Regions from separate parts of the Homo sapiens genome. Here region 1 is linked to region 2. A link is a contact called in ENCODE Hi-C data. All regions are on one chromosome and are shown on one strand. Each heading gives the region's core, a stretch centred on a gene start or an enhancer-like site at or near the end of the contact. The rest is flanking DNA. Distances are from core to core; before and after follow the strand shown.

Region 1 (3,552 bases), core at 40-2,539, 610 kb after region 2:
TGCGCAGCAGCCCATCTGGGGTCAATGCAGAGCCAGGAGGAGATCCCAGCACAGGAAAGGGTGAGTGAGTGAGAGCCTCACAGGGATTCACACTCTCCACAGGGACCTGCGCAAGCCTGGGAACAGGAGAATACCCCTGGCCCACCATGCTGCTAAACTGAGGAAGAAAGCCACCTGGAGTTTTTGCAGAGGCAACTGTCAATTCCAGCAAGACTTCTACAAGCCGTGGACTCTGAAACAGATTGGCACCAGTGTCATAGCCCCAATAGAAGTTGCAGTCACAGTGCCTAGGAGCAGTAAGATTGCTCCACCTCCAATAGCCCTCAGTGCCAGCTTTAGACCCAGCAGTTCCACTTCTGCCTGAACTCAGTCTGTGGCTGCAGCCTCTTATTGCCCCAGGAAAAACCCAGACAGCAGGACAGGTAACTCCACCTGTGGCTAGAGCCACAGGTGCTAGAGCTTCCAGCCTAGGGGACTTGCTTCTGCCTGAATTCTGCTGAGGCACACAGGTTCCTGTTGCCCTGCGAAACACCTGGAGTGCAGGGTGTCTGTGCCTCTCCTAGCCATGTGAGGCACGCCTGCTTCCAGGCCAGCTGTCCTGCTTCTGCCTGAACTATGTGAGAAGGCAAAACACTGTGTTCTCCTGGGAAGCACCTTAACAGCAAATTTGGCGACCCTATCCATGCCGCAGCTCCTAGCCAACTGAGATTTGCTGGCTTGGGTGGTGCCCAAGCAGAGGGAACCCTCACTCTTGGATCAGTGAGAGAGGTGAGATGCCCAGCTTTGCAGGCTCGTGAAGGAGCAGGCGGTGCCTCCCTCTGCAGGGCCAATATGGCAAGCATACAGCCTGTCTGCCAACTACGGCCCCTGCATGAGGGAGCCCTATGGACCAGAACACTCGACAAAAGCAATGCAGGCATGGAACCAGTGGTCAGAGCGAGCTCCTCCAAGTCCCAGGAGTGGACTAGGTAAGAGGGCCATCTCTTTCCCTCTCCACCACAGAGCACTACTTCCAACCGCACCAAAACACAAAAGAGCTATGCAGCAGGATAAGAGTTAAGCTGCTGGCTAACACTCTTAAGCACCACCCACTGGACTGCAGCCCAAAATACAACACCAAAATATTTTGCCAGTATATAGTGCCTTTAAAAATTAAGGCAAAGGCTTCCCCCAGCACCTCACCCCAGCCTACACATGCGCAAGTCACCATGTCGCCGTGGGTGCTGGCACACATAAGAAAGCACAGATCCCGCTGCCATCGCCCTGACAAAATGCTTTGGCTGGCACCCCCCCATCAGAGTGTTGCTGCCAACGGACCAGGAAAACCTCAGCTCCTTAAGCGCAGCAGATTCCTAACCTCGAGGGGCCAGAGAATAAAGCCAGATACCTGGTACCAACCTTCCAGAGTTAGAGCATGCAGCCCAGGAATGCTGAGCTGAGTCCTCTGAAATCTTCCAGAATCAAAGCCAGTTGACTGAACCCACGTTACACCACAATCAAACCCCCAAGGACATCAAAGAAGATAAAAGCAAAAATACCCATCCAAAGGAGAGCACCTTCAAAGACTGAACGAACATCAGCTCACACAGATGAGAAAAGACCAGGGCAAGAACTCTGACAACTCAAAAAGCCAGAGTGTCTTCTTAACTCTAAACAACTGCACTAGTTCTCCAGCAACGGTTCTTAACTAGGCTAAAATGGCTGAAATGACAGACCTAGAATTCAGAATAAGCATGGGAATGAAGATCATTGAGAATTAGGAGAAAGTCAAAACTCACTTAAAGAATCCAAGAAATACAACAAAACATTACAGGAGATGAAAGATGAAAAAGTCATTTTAAGGAAGAATCAAACTGATTATAGAGCTGAAAAACAAACTAAAATAATTTCATAATACAATTAGCAAGCATTAACAACAGAACAGACCAAGCTGAGGAAAGAATCTCAGAGCTTAAAGACCAGTTCTTCAAATTAACTCAGTCAGACAAAAATAAAGAAAAATAATTAAAAAGAATGAAGGATTCTTCCAAGAAATACAGGATTATGTAAAGAGACCAAATCTACCACTAACTGGCATCCCTGAAAGAGAAAGAGAAAAACCAAGCAACTTGGAAAACATATTTGAGGATCTCATCCATGGAAATGTCCCCAACCTTGCTAGAGAGACCAGCATTCAAATTCAGGAAATGCAGCAAACCCCTGCAAGATAATAAACAAGAAGGACATTGCTAAGAAAGAAAAAAATATTAAAGGTAGATAGATAGAAGAGGTAGGTTTTAAAGAGACCCCTGAAACTATTGCTATGGAACAAAAGATGAAATGCTCCTGATTACTGTAAATACAAATTTGCATGCAGGATTGTGTAAAGACAATGCCAGGTTGGACTGCCAGAATGAGCCAACAGCACATGATGTGCTTCCCCCTGCAGAGAGCCTATGAACGGACATGCAGTCAGGGAGGTTTCACATCACCAAGATTCCTATCCCAGAAAAGCAGATGCTCATAGCTCTGGGAATGGAATGCGACCCTTGTGGAGAGCCTATAAATGGACGCATGGTGGGCGCCTGTCCATATGGATAAGATAAGGCTATAAATGCCCTCATCTTGCCACGGCTCTTCTAGGCCTCTTTAGGGTTAAGGCATACTCCCTTCTGAGAATTTCTGGTCTAACTGGTTGCCTAGCTTCACGTCCTGTTTCTATGGATTGTTTGCAACCAGCTTTTGCTGCAACTGTTACTGCTGATTAATATCTTGCTAATCATAGGTTATGAAAGACTATGTTTCTGTTTTAAGGCTCTGTTAGAAATTACTGATGCACACACTATATTGTAAATTCTTATCTCTGTATACTGTACTTCTGCATATAGATGTTCTGTTAAAGAATTACTTCATCCCCATGTGACCATCTCACCTCATAATCAAATGACCCTAAATCCCTCACTAACCTACCCCCGCCCTCACTAAACTTAACAATAAATTCTGGTATATCCAGCGCATTTGTGGCACTGCAGGACCAGAAGGTGGTGAACCCCCTGGACCCAGCTTTCACTATCTTGTGTGTGTCTATTTTTTCTCGACCTGCCGATCCACCTGGGAGCAAAGAAAAAGCCCCATTGCATTGTGGGCTGCTGGCCAGATCCCGCAATAGTAGGTCACCTACAAAGGGAACCCCATTAAGACCTTTTAGCAGAAACCCCAGAAGCTGGAAAGGATTGAGGGTTTGTATTCAATATTCTTAAAATTAAAATGAAACAAAACTGTAAGCAAGAATTTAATATCCAGTCAGACTAAGATTTATAAGTGAAAGAGAAATAATATATTTTTCAAACAAGCAAATGCTACAGGAATTCATTATCACCAGACCTGCTTTACAAAAGGACCTTATGAGAGTGCTAAATACGGAAACAAAAGACTATTACCGGCTACCACCAAAACACCTTAAGTTCATGGACCATTTACACTATAAAGCAACCACACAATCAAGTCTGCATAATAGCCAGCTGACAACACCTTCAAAGAATTAAATCCACACATATCAATATTAAAATTGAA
Region 2 (3,405 bases), core at 871-3,370:
CTTGGCATGGGCGTGTGTGCGGCGAGGGCGTGTGTGCGTGCGTGTGTGAGAGTGTGTGTAGAGAAACCCTTTAGGCAGACCGCAGCTACGTTATTCTGCAAGCATACTGCGATTCCCGATTCCGTGTATGTAGGACCACAAAAAAATTAAATCGCTGTTAAACTTTTTTTTGTAAATTCTCTTTTCCGAAGGAAGGCGCTGGAAGAGCTACTCCCGGTGGTTAAAGGCCCGGGAGACCTGGTGGCGAATCCTGGGGCGCGTCCGCTTTGGCGGAGCGCTGGGCTCCGCTAGCCGGACTGGTTCCCCATCTAACTGATCTAATCAATGACTCCGAAGAGCCGGGGCTCCTGGCCCCGCCCCCGCCATCCTCTTCTCCGCCTCCCATTGGACGCGGGCCGAGAAGGCAGGGCCTTGCTCCTCGCTCGGATTGGCTGACAGGGAATCAGTATCAATGTTTAAGCGGCGGCGTGAGGTGAATAGAGTCAGTCAGCAAGAGACGCTGGGGAGAGAGCAGGGATCGCGAGCCCGGCGGATGCGGCAGCGGCGGAAGGCGGCTGGGGAGACGCTACTCCAACTGTTGAATTGAATTTTCACCTTTCCTTTCATCCGCTGCTTTGCTTGCGGAGATGGATTTATTTGCTTTGAAATCCGCATATCTTTCTCAGACTGTGGGGTGATCCCGGCAGACACCAGACTGAAAGAGACCACCCGTGACAGAAAAGGAGGAATTAAAAAAAAAAAAAACCTCCACAACAGACTGCACAATTAACTGTACACATCGATGTTGGACTTTGTGAATAGAAAAAATTGAGAGGAAAATCTTGAACTATGATGCGAGGCTAAGCTGGGAACAATTACTGGAAACCTGATTTTGTTTTTCCTTTTCCAAGACTCTGAAAAATTTCGGGGTACCTCTCGCCTAACCAAGAGGAAAGGTTTAAAAAAAATAAACAAAATAAATAAACCAATACACCTAGCAAAGCAGACGCCTTGTTTTCCAGAACCTCGGACTCCGGCAGAAAGAGGTAGAGTAAAAGTGCTGCTAGATTCAGCTTCACCTTCTTCCCTCCATCCTTTTCTCTTGCATTTTCTTTTTCCCCAAAAACATGAATCTGGTTTTTCTTTCTATAGACTGAGTCAGAGAAAGCGTTAGGAAGAAGCCGCAACTAATGTCTGTGAAGGGAGGACCATGAGGCGAGAGTGAATACGATTCGTTCCGCTGCTTCTGACTCATCCGGCAGATCGGAACACCTGCATTTCTGGATGTGTCATTCCCGTATGTCGAGGCGCCTCCAGAACCCGAAATAATGTGTAGACAGACCTGTGTCTAACATCCCCTCGGAGGGAGCTCCCCGGGGTAGGAGCCCCTGGCTGGACCGCCGCGGCCGCAGCTCTGCACCCCCTGCCCTCCCTGAGTCGCCCAGAAAAACTGAAAGAGAGACTGCAGAATGCATCACGCCAAACCTTGATGTGTTGCTTTCATCCAGCCCACTCCTCCTACTATAAGAGAAAATTGAAGGAAAAAAAAAAACACGTACTTTATTTGCTTCAAATATTCATCACTTTTATTCCTCGCCAAGGTTTTCTTTTCTAGATGAAGAGGACTGGGAGGCAGGGCTATTGGAAGGAGATGCTGAATAGAAAGAAAAGAGGCACTTGACAGCCCAGCCCTGTGAATGCAGAGACTGTTTCCCTTCTAGCGAGAGACAGGGAGAGTGTGTGTGCAAGGACTGGGAGGGAGGCTCCCCCTTCCTTTTTATTCGGCCTCCCCCCTCCTCCTTTAAATGTGCACGTCCAACCATGAGTTGCCTGTTGATTTCCCTTCGCCTGGGAAGAAAAGCAAACTGGAATTAAACTGCTTGGAGAGAAGTCCTTGCTCGCGGGGAGAGGATGGGATGGTAGCGGAGGCTACTGGCTTGGCGTAGAGAAATCAGAGAGTGTGTTCTACGAACAGAGGCGAAGATTTATCTCTCTACTTCCCCCCTCCCAATAGACTCACACAGCAAATGCTGATCAGGCTGTGGCTTTCTTGATTTCGGGGGAGAGCCTTTTCCGAGGAAGAGAGGGAGGAGCCTGGTGGGGAGAGGAAACTACAAATCGGGACACTAGTTCTTTACGCTGCATTTCCTCCCCTCCCTTTGGCTGCTCGGAAAGGAGAGAGAGGAAAAAAAAAATACGCTTGGCTGGTAGATGCAGTCCGCCGCCGCCGCTGCCTCAGCCAGCAATGCAAGATTAGATCTCTAAATGCAGCAAAACACTGCCTGAAAACAGACCGGCCCGCGCAGCAAGCAGACATTTCACGGTGCGCTGGGGAAGCTTCAAAATATATCTGTGACTCTGTCTTCGTTGCTCTTCATCCCCATCAATTTCATCACGGGAGGCGAGCAGCAAGTAAGAATTTCACTTTCGGATCTGCCTAGAGACACACCTCCCTGCTCCCTCCCCCACTCGATGTGAAGAGTATTCCGGAGTCTCCGGGCGGGAGTAGATTTGCAGCACCCTAGCGGGAGCGAGGAAAACCTACTGATTCTTTAGCTCATTATCATCTCTCCCAGACGAGATTTCCTTCTTATCGCCTGCCTCATCGCTCAAGTTTGAGCCTCCCGAAGTCCGGGCGGGAGAGACGAAACCCCTGGCTCACCCCCAGCCGCAGGAAGCCACCGCCTTGCTCCAAGCCCCTGCAGCTCTGCTGCACCGCAGCTTCTCACCCAGTGCGGATGCTGTAGATCAACAGGTTCAGGGAACTTGAGCAGAATAAGGAGAGACCACCGGGTGCCGCAGCTCGGGTGCAGAGGGAAAAAAGGACCCATAGACTTGTGGCTCGCGTCGCGCGCGCACGCTGCGCCAGGGCCCCAGGCTGGCGCGCACTCCCTCTCTGGCTCCTCCAGTCCGATTGCTCCTGCCCCCACCTTACAGGTCTGGGATGTACCTTTCCATCTGTTGCTGCTTTCTTCTATGGGCCCCTGCCCTCACTCTCAAGAACCTCAACTACTCCGTGCCGGAGGAGCAAGGGGCCGGCACGGTGATCGGGAACATCGGCAGGGATGCTCGACTGCAGCCTGGGCTTCCGCCTGCAGAGCGCGGCGGCGGAGGGCGCAGCAAGTCGGGTAGCTACCGGGTGCTGGAGAACTCCGCACCGCACCTGCTGGACGTGGACGCAGACAGCGGGCTCCTCTACACCAAGCAGCGCATCGACCGCGAGTCCCTGTGCCGCCACAATGCCAAGTGCCAGCTGTCCCTCGAGGTGTTCGCCAACGACAAGGAGATCTGCATGATCAAGGTAGAGATCCAGGACATCAACGACAACGCGCCCTCCTTCTCCTCGGACCAGATCGAAATGGACATCTCGGAGAACGCTGCTCCGGGCACCCGCTTCCCCCTCACCAGCGCACATGACCCCGACGC

The links. A loop is a pair of places that touch in the nucleus more often than their neighbours do.
Region 1: a loop to region 2 is called in a map with no recorded cell type, with 4 times the contacts of the local background. The contact joins the enhancer-like site here to the promoter of PCDH17 in region 2. A Hi-C loop is called at or near these places in 1 of 37 single-sample maps with no recorded cell type.

Annotation. Positions count from the first base shown.
Region 1 is chr13:58,238,827-58,242,378 of GRCh38, forward strand. No RefSeq gene overlaps it. Among named protein-coding and RNA genes, the nearest start is that of LINC00374, 7.5 kb to the left of the region's middle. Within about 2 kb of position 1,290, at least 2 of the 41 ENCODE cell types and tissues checked have a DNase peak (open chromatin) inside an H3K27ac peak, as active enhancers do.
Region 2 is chr13:57,629,624-57,633,028 of GRCh38, forward strand. PCDH17 (protocadherin 17) reads left to right here and starts at 2,121. Exons shown (of 4, transcript NM_001040429.3): 1 at 2,121-3,405. The coding sequence starts at 2,924. RefSeq lists enhancers at 84-669, 2,628-3,307.